Linked DNA regions of Homo sapiens: region 1 is linked to region 2. A link is a loop called in an ENCODE intact Hi-C map of the cell type or tissue named here. Cell type or tissue: transverse colon. All regions are shown on one strand. Each heading gives the region's core, and the rest is flanking DNA. Links, peaks and the distances in the headings are about the cores only.

Evidence for each region. Peaks named below come from ENCODE experiments on the same cell type or tissue, not always from the same donor. Only the 100,000 strongest peaks of a DNase experiment are listed, where the experiment ranks them.
Region 1: a loop joins it to region 2, with 9 times the contacts of the local background. A loop is called at or near these places in 42 of 110 quality-filtered maps.

The regions. Positions count from the first base shown.
Region 1 is chr19:15,812,598-15,817,973 of GRCh38, reverse strand. It overlaps OR10H1 (olfactory receptor family 10 subfamily H member 1), which reads left to right and starts at 2,310. Exons shown (of 4, transcript NM_013940.4): 1 at 2,310-2,419; 2 at 5,096-5,376. In transverse colon, for the core only: no CTCF peak of the experiment used is centred there; no DNase peak of the experiment used is centred there; H3K27me3 peaks cover 3,554 bases.
Region 2 is chr19:15,626,920-15,632,295 of GRCh38, reverse strand. CYP4F8 (cytochrome P450 family 4 subfamily F member 8) reads right to left here. Exons shown (of 13, transcript NM_007253.4): 10 at 3,861-3,994; 11 at 3,701-3,765; 12 at 3,453-3,535; 13 at 1,657-3,103. The coding sequence ends at 2,938. Among named protein-coding and RNA genes, the nearest start is that of CYP4F3, 11 kb to the left of the region's middle. RefSeq lists a silencer at 2,681-2,730. In transverse colon, for the core only: a CTCF peak has its summit at 2,826 (motif pointing left); a DNase peak (open chromatin) is centred at 2,815; H3K4me3 peaks cover 230 bases; H3K27me3 peaks cover 444 bases.

The DNA.
Region 1 (5,376 bases), core at 110-5,109, 190 kb before region 2:
ATAACCAGGATACATAAGGGGCTCAAACAACTCAATAGGAAAAAAATTAATGATCTGATTTTAAAATGGGCCAAAGATCTGAATAAACATTTCTGAAAAGAAGACATACACATGGCAAACAGGCATATTAAAAGATGCTCAACCTCACTGATCATGAGAGAAATGCAAATCAACACTACAAGATAATGTCTCAACCCAGTTAAGATGGCATTTATCCAGAAGACAGGCAATAAGGAATGCCTGGGAGGATGCTGAGAAAAGGGAACCCTCATGATTTTTTGGTGGGAAAGTAAATTAATACAACCACTATGGATAATAGTATGGCGGTTTCTCAGAAAACTAAACATAGAGCTATCATATGATCCAGAAATGCCACTACTTAAGTATATACTCCAAAGAAAAGAAATCAGTGTATCAAAGAGATATCATTTGTATGGAATTATCCATAAAATTAAAAGCCTAGCTCCTTTCACATAGCACATGTTTTCAACGTTCATCTCTACTGTGGCCTGGACTGGGATGTTATTCCTTTCTGTGGCTGAATAATAGCCATTATATGATTATACCACACTTTGTTTATCCATTTATTTATTAATAGACATTTGGATCTGCCATTGATAGACGTTTGGATCAGGCCATGTCCAGTGGCTCACACCTGCAATCCAAGCACTTTGGGAGGTCAAGGCAGGAGAATCGCTTAAGCCCAGGAGTTCCAAGAGCAGCCTGAGAAACAAAGTGAAATCCTACTCTCTACAGAAAAATTAAAAAATACCGTTTGGCTACTGTGAACAGTGCTGCTATGCACATTTGATGTCCAAGGATTTGTTTGAATCCTTTTCCATTCTTTTGGGTGTATACCTAGGAGTGAAATTGCTGAGTCCTTTGATAATTTCTATGTTAACTTTTTGATAAACTGTCAAACCATTTTGTGTGTTTTTAAAATGCAGATCTGATTCTCCCGTAGATATCTTTCCGTAACTTGGTTTTTCACTCAGCGTCTTAGAGTGAACTCTGTGTGAGTTTATGCAGACCAAAGTTTCTCAGTCTTGGCAATGTCGACATTTTTGTGTTGACAAAATGGCTGGAGTGCCGTGGCTACTCACAGGGGCAATCATAATGCATCGTTATATATAGTAGTATATAGTCCCATTTATATGAAATGTCTAGAATAGGTAAGTCCATAGAGCCAGAGCCAGAAAACAAATTGGTGGTTTTGAAGGACTGGGTGGGGTAGGGGAGTGGCTGCTAATGGGTATTAGGTGATGAAAACATTTTGGAACTAGACAGAGGCGGCGGCCACACAACATTGTGAATGCATTCAATCCCAGGGAATTGTATACTTTAAAGTGGTTGATTATTTTATGTGAATTTCACCTCAAAAGCAGAACGAAGCGAAAGCAACAATAATGCACAACAGAACTCTGATTTTATGGGTTTGCATTGTTTTCACATCCTACATGCTCATGAAGATCTGAAGGGATACCCATTAAATTCACCGTCACGATTGCCTGGCTGGCCATTGCATGGTTTGCTGCTTTGTATGTAGCATTTCAATTACATAATAAGAAGAAACAGGCCAGGCATGGTGGCTCACAGCTGTAATCCCAGCACTTTGAGAGGTCAAGGTGGGAGGATCCCTTGAGCCAAGGAGCTCAAGACCAGCCTGGGCAACAAAGCGAGACCCCATCTCTACAGAAAAATTAAAACTTAGCCCAGGTGTGGTGGCAAGCACCTTTACTCCCAGCTGCTCAGGAGGCTGAGGCAGGAGAATCATTTGAGCCTGGGAGGTTGAGGCTGCAGTGAGCCATAATCACACCACTGCACTCCAGCCTGGGCAACAGAGCTAGACCCTGTCTCAAAAAATAAAAATAAAAACAAATACGTGTGTGTGTGTTGGTTTTAAAAAATTATTTTAAAGGACATTTAGTTGGGCAAATGACCCAGTTGGAGAAGAATGAAGGTGACGGGGCATATCAAGGCAGCCTCTGCAGTCCCTGGGGGCAATGGCAGGGCTGCCCTCCTGTCAATTTCAACAGTCATGGGCCCAAACCCCAAATCTGTAGAGCACTAGACTCTGCTCAAGCTCTTGACAAGCTCAGGGAATTGACTCACCCCTGGCAGGCGGGGGGAATGGGAAAGTGAGGATACAGATTCCCTGAGGTTGCCTCCTCTCTGGCAGGGTCCCTGGGGTCCCAGCATCCCTGTAGCGGAGACAGAGACAGTAGGACCACAGCGAGGGAAGCCGGTGGGCAGGGAGTCAGGGAGGGATAAATAATCGCATTTGGGCTCAGTCAAGCCCCCGGCTCAGCTGGTGTGGCTGCTTGGTGCAGCCCACACCTGGTCAGCTCCCACCTGTGGAGAAACTCCAAACTAGAGCCTCCTACTGGGATGAAGCAGAAGCAGATGCCTGGAGTCCCAGGTGAGTCACCTCCCCTCTCAGCCACCTGACCAGGAGAGACCTGGGGAACCAGCACCTGCCAGGGACTCCAAGAAACCACCTGTTTATATTACTCCTTTAGCAATGTGAGTCTACAGGGCAGTGGGTGACAGGCAGAGGCCACTCACCACGTCTTAGTCAGTGTGCTGTTTGCTTAGCAGGACTTACCTTCTTCTATTTTTTTTTTTTTTTTTTTGAGACGGAATCTCGCTCTGTAGCCCAGGCTGGAGTGCAGTGGCGCAATCTCGGCTCACTGCAACCTCCGCCTGCCAGGTTCAAGCGATTCTTCTCCCTCAGCCTCCTGAGTAGCTGGGACTACAGGTGCGTGCCACCATGCCTGGCTAATTTTTTGTATTTTTAGTAGAGACAGGGGTTTCACCATGCTGGACAGGCTGGTCTTGAACTCCTGATCTCGTGATCCACCCGCCTCGGCTTCCCAAAGTACTGGGATTACAGGCATGAGCCATCGTGCCCAGCCAGGACTTGCCTTCTTTAGAGCTCCTGCTGCCTCATGAGGTAGGTCCCTTGGATGGGGGAGGTAACAGGTGCAGAGAGAAGACAGCCAATGCTCAATGTGACCCAAGGTGATGGTTTGATTTTAACCTCTCTTCTCGGTCTGTCCAGGCAAGAAGTCTACGGAAAAAGGATTGGGAAGAGGCGGAGAAAAGAGAGAAAGAGGATTCAGGGTTCAGAAGCTCCAGCCACCACCCCAGGGTGTAAAGAATCAGGGTGGGCCGGGTGCAGTGGCTCATGCCTGCAATCCCAGCACTTTGGGAGGCCAAGGTGGGAGGATCACTTGAGTCCAAGAGTTTGAGGCCAGCCTGGGCAGCATAGTGAGACCCTGTCTGTACAAAAAAATACAAAAATTGGCCAGGAATGGCAGGCACCTGTAGCTACTCCAGAGATTGAGGTGGGAGGATTGCTTGAGCCCAGGAAGTTAAGGCTGCAGTGAGCTGTGATTGTGCCTCTGCACTCCAGCCTGGGTGACAGAGGGATACCCTGTCTCTCTCTCTCTCTCTCTCTCTCTCTCTCTCTCTCTCTCTCTCTCTCTCTCTCACACACACACACACACACACACACACACACACACAAGGGAGGCGTCAATGGGAGCAGGTGGTGAGGGAATGGTTAGGAGCTGGGGATGAGAAGATGGAGAGAAAAGAGAGGGAAGTGGTGGCTTAAGTGGAAGAGAGGGGAGGCCAGACAGCTTCACTAAGAAGAGAGAGCCAGGATGGGTGAGAGTTAAGGCCAGATGGGGTCTCAGAGACAAGACAGGCCTGGCCCATGGAGTGATGCTGTCACCCAGGAGACACGTGACAACGTATAAGGACATTTCTGATTGTCGTGACTGGGGAGTGCTGCTGGTATCTATCTGGTGGGTGGAGACCAAGAATGCTGCTCAGTCTCCTGCAGTGCACAGGACACCCCTCTGAGAGAGAATGATTCGCCCCTAGCGTCCCTAATGCTGAAGGCAGGAAACCCTGCTCTAGGGATGTCTGTGGCAGGACTTGTCCACAGCCACGCTTAGCCCTAGAGTCTCTGAGTGGAGAACTGGCCCCACCGGGTGTTCCTGTCAGTGCTAGACAGTGGGCTTGCTTGCTCTCTCTCTTTCTTCTCACCTTTTTCTTCTCTTTCCCCTCTGTCCTCTCTTTCTCCCTACCTCTCTTTCCTCTCTCTGTTTCTCTTCCCACCTCCCTCTCTCTCCACTTCTCTCTCTCTCCCCACCCTTCTCTCTGTCTCTCTCTCTCTTTCCCCAACCCTCTCTCTCCCCACCTCCCACACTCTCTGTGTCTCTCTCCCCACTTCTCTCTCCCCACCTCTCTCTGTGTCTTTCTCCCTGTCCTTCTCTCTCTCTCTCCCCCCACCTCCCACTCTCTATCTCCCCACTTCTCTCTCTCCCTCCATCTCTCTCTCTCTCTGTGTGTGCTCTTTCCCCACATCTCTCTGTGTCTCCACCTCTCTGTCTCTCTCTTTCTCTCTCCCCACCTCTCTTTCTTTCTCTCCCCACCTCTCTCTCTCTGTTTCTCCCTCGCCTCCTCTCTCTCTCTCTCTCTCTCTCTCTTCCCCTGCCTCTCTCTCTATCCCCATCTCTCTCTTTCTCTTCCTACCTTTCTCTCTCTCTGTTTTACCTACAGAGGAACCCACTGGATGTTCTGCTGGTGAATCAATGCCCAGAAGCTCTAAATCCTCCTCGCTGCTATCCTAGTCCCACATCCACCATGGGTTTGGTTTTGTTTTACTTTTTAAAATTAATAGACTTTATTTTAAGAGCAGTTTCAGATTTACAGAACATAGAGCAGATAGATACTGCAGAGAATCTCCATATACCCTCTCTCCGCCTGCACACAATTTCCCCTATAATTAGCAACTGGGATTTTTTTTTTTTTTTACCATTAATCTGTTACAACTGATGAACCAGTGTTGACACATTGTCATTGACTGAAATCCACAGTTACATTAGAGTTCACTCTTGGGGCTGTACATTCTCTGGGTTTTGACAAATGCACAATGTCCTGTATCTACCATGACAGTATCACACAACATAGTTACACTGTCTTAAAAACCCTCTGTGCCCCACCCATTCATCCCTCCCTCTCACCCACTGGTCCCCTGGAAGCCACTGATCTTTTGCTGTCTCCATGGTTTTGATTTTTCCAGAATGACTGGACTACCCTTTTAGCTGCATTCTGCATCCCATCATTCCAGACGGTGTTACATGCAGCCCTCAGCTACCTCCTACAGACGTGATCGGCTCCTGTCCTCTCAAGGTTTCTCCCTCCCTCCCTTCCTTCCTCCCTCCATTCCTCCCTCCCTCGTTTCTTCCTATCTCACTCTCCTTCTTTCCTCCCTCACTCTCCTTCCTTCCTTCCTGCCTCCCTCCCTCCCTTTCTTCCTTCCTTCCTCACTCTCCTTCTTTCCTCCCTCACTCTCCTTCCTTC
Region 2 (5,376 bases), core at 255-5,254:
CATATGTAAAAAGATCACATATGAATTAAAAACTGGAAGCATATGCAAGAAAATATAAACAGTGATTATTCTGACATTTTGAAATTATGGATGATTTTTATTTCTTGCAATTTCTTCTATAAGCATGCATTATTTATGAAACTTAAACTTTAAAGGGAAGAAAAATTGACTTTCAGCATAGAATATATTAAATAGTTATTTATTTCGTTTTGCAATGTTCCATTCTTATTTTGCAGCCAATAATCCTTCCAGGTTCCCAATCTATGGGCCCCTGAAAAGCGCTCAGTCCTTGGACTCTGCGCCCCGCAGGAGCCCCCTACAGTCAGACAGGGGAAAGTCCAGGTGCAGCCGCTGTCCCTGGTGCTGAAAGGGGCGGCCCCTCCCCCCCCCCGCCCGCCCCCCGCCCAGCCCACACCCTCTACCTTCCTCTCACTTGAAAACCTTCATGACCTGAACTTTTTAGACAGGAATAAATTCTGAGTCGTGCCTCTCTGGAAAAATTAATTTTTTCCGTTCTAAGCTTTGGGCCAACCTTTCACCAAAGTCCACTGTAGATTCTCGGATGTAATAACGGATATTTTGAGCACACAAAACATTCGAATGAATTTTCCTCAAGAGAAGGTTGCCATGCATCCCAAAGCTTGAAGCAACCTCTTGCGATTTTTTAAAATGTCAAAACTTCAAATGTGATGCAAAAAGAAGAGAAAGAGAGGCAATTAACCCTCATGGACCGCTAATACCCAACAGATGTGGCTCAGGGATGTTGTAGATACTGGCTTGTTCAGTCTTCCAGCAGCCCAATGAGGTGAATACTATTAAGTGGTAAACAAAACCAGGGCTACAGAGATAAACAAGTTTTCCCCAAGCCAATCAGCTAGTGAATAGCAGACTGGGATTCTGACATTTATAATACAACTTCAAGGTGATGTTTAGTACAATTCCAAGGGGATATGGATTATCTTAGCCCATTCAGGCTGCTATGACAACATAACTTACACTAGGTAGTTTATAAACAACAGGTATTTATTGCTTACAATTTTGGAGGCTGGGAAGTCCAAGATCAAGGTGCCTGCAGGTTCAGTGTCAACTAAGGGCCTGTTCCTCATAGATGGCACCTTGCACGTGTCTTTACATGGTGGAAGGGGCAAACAAGCTCCCTCAGGTCTCTGTTATAAGGGGTAATCTCACTTACGAAGGCAGAGCCCTCACAACTTAATCACCTCCCAAAGGCCTCCCCTCTTAATACCACCATATGCAGACTAGGCTTCAATGTATGGATTTGGGGGCTACATAAACATTCAGGTCACAGCATGGATCTAGGGTCATAGACCCTGACTGCTTCTAGCCATCTGCCCCATCTGCCCTAAATAGCAGTCCCTGTCCTCATGAGCCAAGATGGAGCTCCAGAGGCCACATCAATCTTGCAAGCAATTTGTTAAAAAGTCAAAAAATAGCAGATGTTGCCAAGGCTATGGAGAAAAAGGAACATTTATACACTGTTGGTGGAAATATAAATTAGTTCAGCCACTAAACTAATGGAGTGTGGAGAGCAGTTAGGATATTTCTCAGAGAATTGAGAGTTGAACTACCATTTGACCTAGCAATCCCACGACTGGGTATACACCCAAAAGAAAATAAATCATTCTGCCAAAAAGACACAAGCATCCACATGTTTATCGCAGCTCTAATCACAATAGCGAAGATGCTGAATCAACACAGGTGCCCATCAATGGTGGAGTGGATAAAGAAAATGTGTAGAAATACACCATGAAATACTATGCAGTCATTAAAAAGTACAAAATCATGTCGTTTGCAGCAACATAGATGCAGCTGGGGGCCATTATCCTAAGCAAACTAATGCAGGAACAGAAAACAAAATATTGCATGTTCTCACTTATAAGTGGGAGGTATGCATTGGATACACATGGTAATAAAGATGGGAACAACAGATCCTGGGGACTACTAGACAGGGGAAGCAGGGAGGGGGAAAAGCTGAAAAACTGCCTATTAGATACTATGCTCACTACATGGGTGATGGAGTCATTCATACTCCAAACCTCAGCATGATGCAATATACCTTTGTAATAAATTTGCATGTTAGCACCTGATTCTAAAATAAACATTGAAACTCAAGAATTTTTATTCTCACACCTGCAATTCTGGCACTTTGGGAGGCTGAGGTGGGCTGATCACTTGAGGCCAGGAGTTTGAGACCAGCCTGGCCAACATAGCAAAACCCCATCTGTACTAAAAATACAATTAGCCGGGTGTGGTGGTAGGCGCCTGTTATCCTATCTACTCAGGCGACTGAGTCAGGAGAATCACTTGAACCCAGGAGGTGGAGGTTGCAGTGAGCCACTGCACTCCGGCCTGGGCGACGAGAGACACCATGTCTCAAAAAAAAAAAAAAATCTTCCAAGCAGCAGGAAGGAAGAGGGGAGGACTGAGCAGACAGACTGTAGCAGCTTTCTCTTAAGAAAGGTTACCAGAATTACCACATAATCTTTGGCTTCTACACATGGGACAGCCACAGTCACTTAACCAATTGAGCTTCAAGAAAGGCTTTCAAATGTGATCTGTATTTCAGGCTGCTATGCACCTAGCTAAAAAACAGGGATTCTAAATTGGCAAAAATTTATATCAGAATACACAATTATTTTGGGGGGGAAAAAGTCTTTACTTAGACTCTGGGAGATCCCACCCTCAGCACGGGGCTCCTGTGCTCACCCAGAGAGGCAGTGAGTATCTTGGGCACAGAGACATCTCCCCGCCTCTTCCCAGCCAGGCCCTAGATCCCCGCAGTCCTCCAGCGCCCCCTACTGGCCATCCGCGGGACTGAGGCACAGGGGCCAACACAGATTTATTACCGGAAATCTGAAAAGGTAGTTGGTGCAAAGGTAGGTGATGCAAAGGTAGGTGGGTGGGTCACTGCAGGCCTCAGCCCAGGGGTTCTACTCGCAGCCAAAGTCCGTCCTCCGCACGCAAAACAATCTCCGGCGTCCTGCGTGGCTCCCTGTGGTCGGGCAGGATGCGGAAGCGCAGCAGCGTGAGCGCCAGGACCACCTTCATCTCTGCCATCGCGAACTTCTGCCCGATGCAGTTCCTGGGGGCCAAGGTGGAAGGTCTGACTGCACCCAGGACCCAGATCCCGGCCCCACTGCGCCAGGAACCAGGCCCGGAACCCCCAACCCCACCCAGATCACCTTGGGCAGACAGGGGGGAAGCTGGGTCTGGGACCCCCATGTGGGCTTGCATATTCCCAGAGCCTAGCCCAGACCCCAGCCCCAACTGAAACCAGACGGGGCAGGAGGCTCTGAGCACACCCTTTTTCCTAGGATCTTCTTTAAAACCCCTATCACAGAAACACGTGGTCCTACAAGTCAGGCATCTGACAAGGCAGCCATCTGTGCCACCCTCAGCCCATGCCCACCTCAGACACCCCCTGGCCTCACCTGGGCCCCGCCGAGAAAGGAATAAAAGCCATAGGTGACCTCTTCTGGGCGTTTTCTGGGTCGAAGCGGAAGGGGTCATAGACCTGGGGTGGAGGCAAGTTAAGGCTGCTGATGGGGCCTCTCAGGACACCCAGCCACCCCCACATAAAACAGATGTGGGTGGAGTAGAGAGGGAGTATCTGGTTTTCCGGGACAAGACCCCTCCCCCGACCAGGCCCGGGGGATGGAGAAACAGGGAGGGGCAGCACCTCAGGGTCTGGCCAGACTGAGGGGTTGTGATGGATTGCGAAGATGTTGATGTTACAGACATTCCCTGTCGTGCAGGAGAGGACAGTAAGAACAAGGTCCGAGCTGCCTGCTGGGACCACCGCCCTGCCCAGGACCCTCCTCCCCTGCCATGGAGGGCACCTTTGGGGATGACTCGGCTGTCTGGGAGCACCACGTCCTGGGTGCAGCCGCGGGCGAATGTAGGGATTGGGGGATGCAACCGCAGGCTCTCCTTCAGGCACATGGTCAGGAAGGGCAACTGGGCCAGGTCGTCCCTAAGGAAACACCCAACAATTATCCAGAGAGCATACACGGCCCTCCTGCTGCCCCTGGAGACCCTCTCACCACCTCCCTCTGACCCTCAGTCCTATAACAAAATTAATTCCAGAAGCAACAAAGATGTAAGCATTAGAAAACCAAAGTCACAAAACTACTAGAAGAAAAGTTGACCTGGTGTTTTTAGAGGTATTTCTGAGCAAAACAATATTCAGAGGGTGTCTCTTAAAAGTATTCATTCCGGCGGGGTGCAGTGGCTCACTCCTGTAATCCCAGCACTTTGGAAGCCTGAGGCAGGAGGATCACTTGAGGTCAGGAGTTCCACACCAGCCTGACCAACATGGTGAAATCCCATCTCTACTAAAAACACAAAAATTAGCCACGCATGGTGGTGGGCACCTGTAGTCCCAGCTACTCAGGAGGCTGAGGCAGGAGAATCCCTCGAACCTGAGAGGCAGAGGTTGCAGTGAGCCGAGATCACTCCACCGCACTCCAGTTTGGGAGGCAGAGCAACTCCATCTCAAAAACAAAAGTGTTCATTTGTTTGTGTGAAAAAGTATTTAAAATTATATAAAGAGGTAACAAAAGCAGGAAAAAAACATCTCTACAAAGGGCTTATAAAGTTATTTGAATAAATAATCTCCACTCCACACTGTAGGGTGGGATGACCATATGTTGTAAAGGTGTCAATTATTTCTAAACTAATCAATATACTTCATGCAATTAATAAAAATCTAGCTGGATTCTTTTTGGAACTTTGAAATCTTATTCTAATTGAAGGAATTTTAAAGTTCATCAAGGGCTAGGTCAATTTTTTTTTTTTTTTTGAGATGGATTCTCACTCTGTCACCCAGGCTGGAGTGCAGTGGCCTGATCTCAGCTCACTGCAACCTCCACTTCCTGCGTTCAAGCGATTCTTGTGCCTCAGCCTCCCAAGTAGCTGGGATTACAGGTGTGCACCACCACACCCAACTAATTTTTGTATTTTTAGTATAGATGGGGTTTCACCATGTTGGCCAGGCTGGTCTCAAACTCCTGACCTCAAGTGATCTGCCTGCCTCAGCCTCCCAAAGTGCTGGGATTACAGGCATAAGCCACCATGCCCTATCCAAGCTAGGTCAATTTTTAAATAAAAGATTGAAGAAGGAGAACCCAAGCTTCCAGATATTAAGAGATATTACAAATGCATACTAATAAAAATAAAATAATTTTAAAAAAACTGTGGGACTGCTGCAAGAACAGAAAAACAGATCCATAGAACAGAGTAGAGAGCTCAGAATCAGGCCTGTGAATAGGGGGAAACTTAACATCTGCTAAAGGAAGGTCCACACGCCCCTGGAGAATGGATAGTGTGGTGGAAGTTGTTCAGACCACTGGAAAT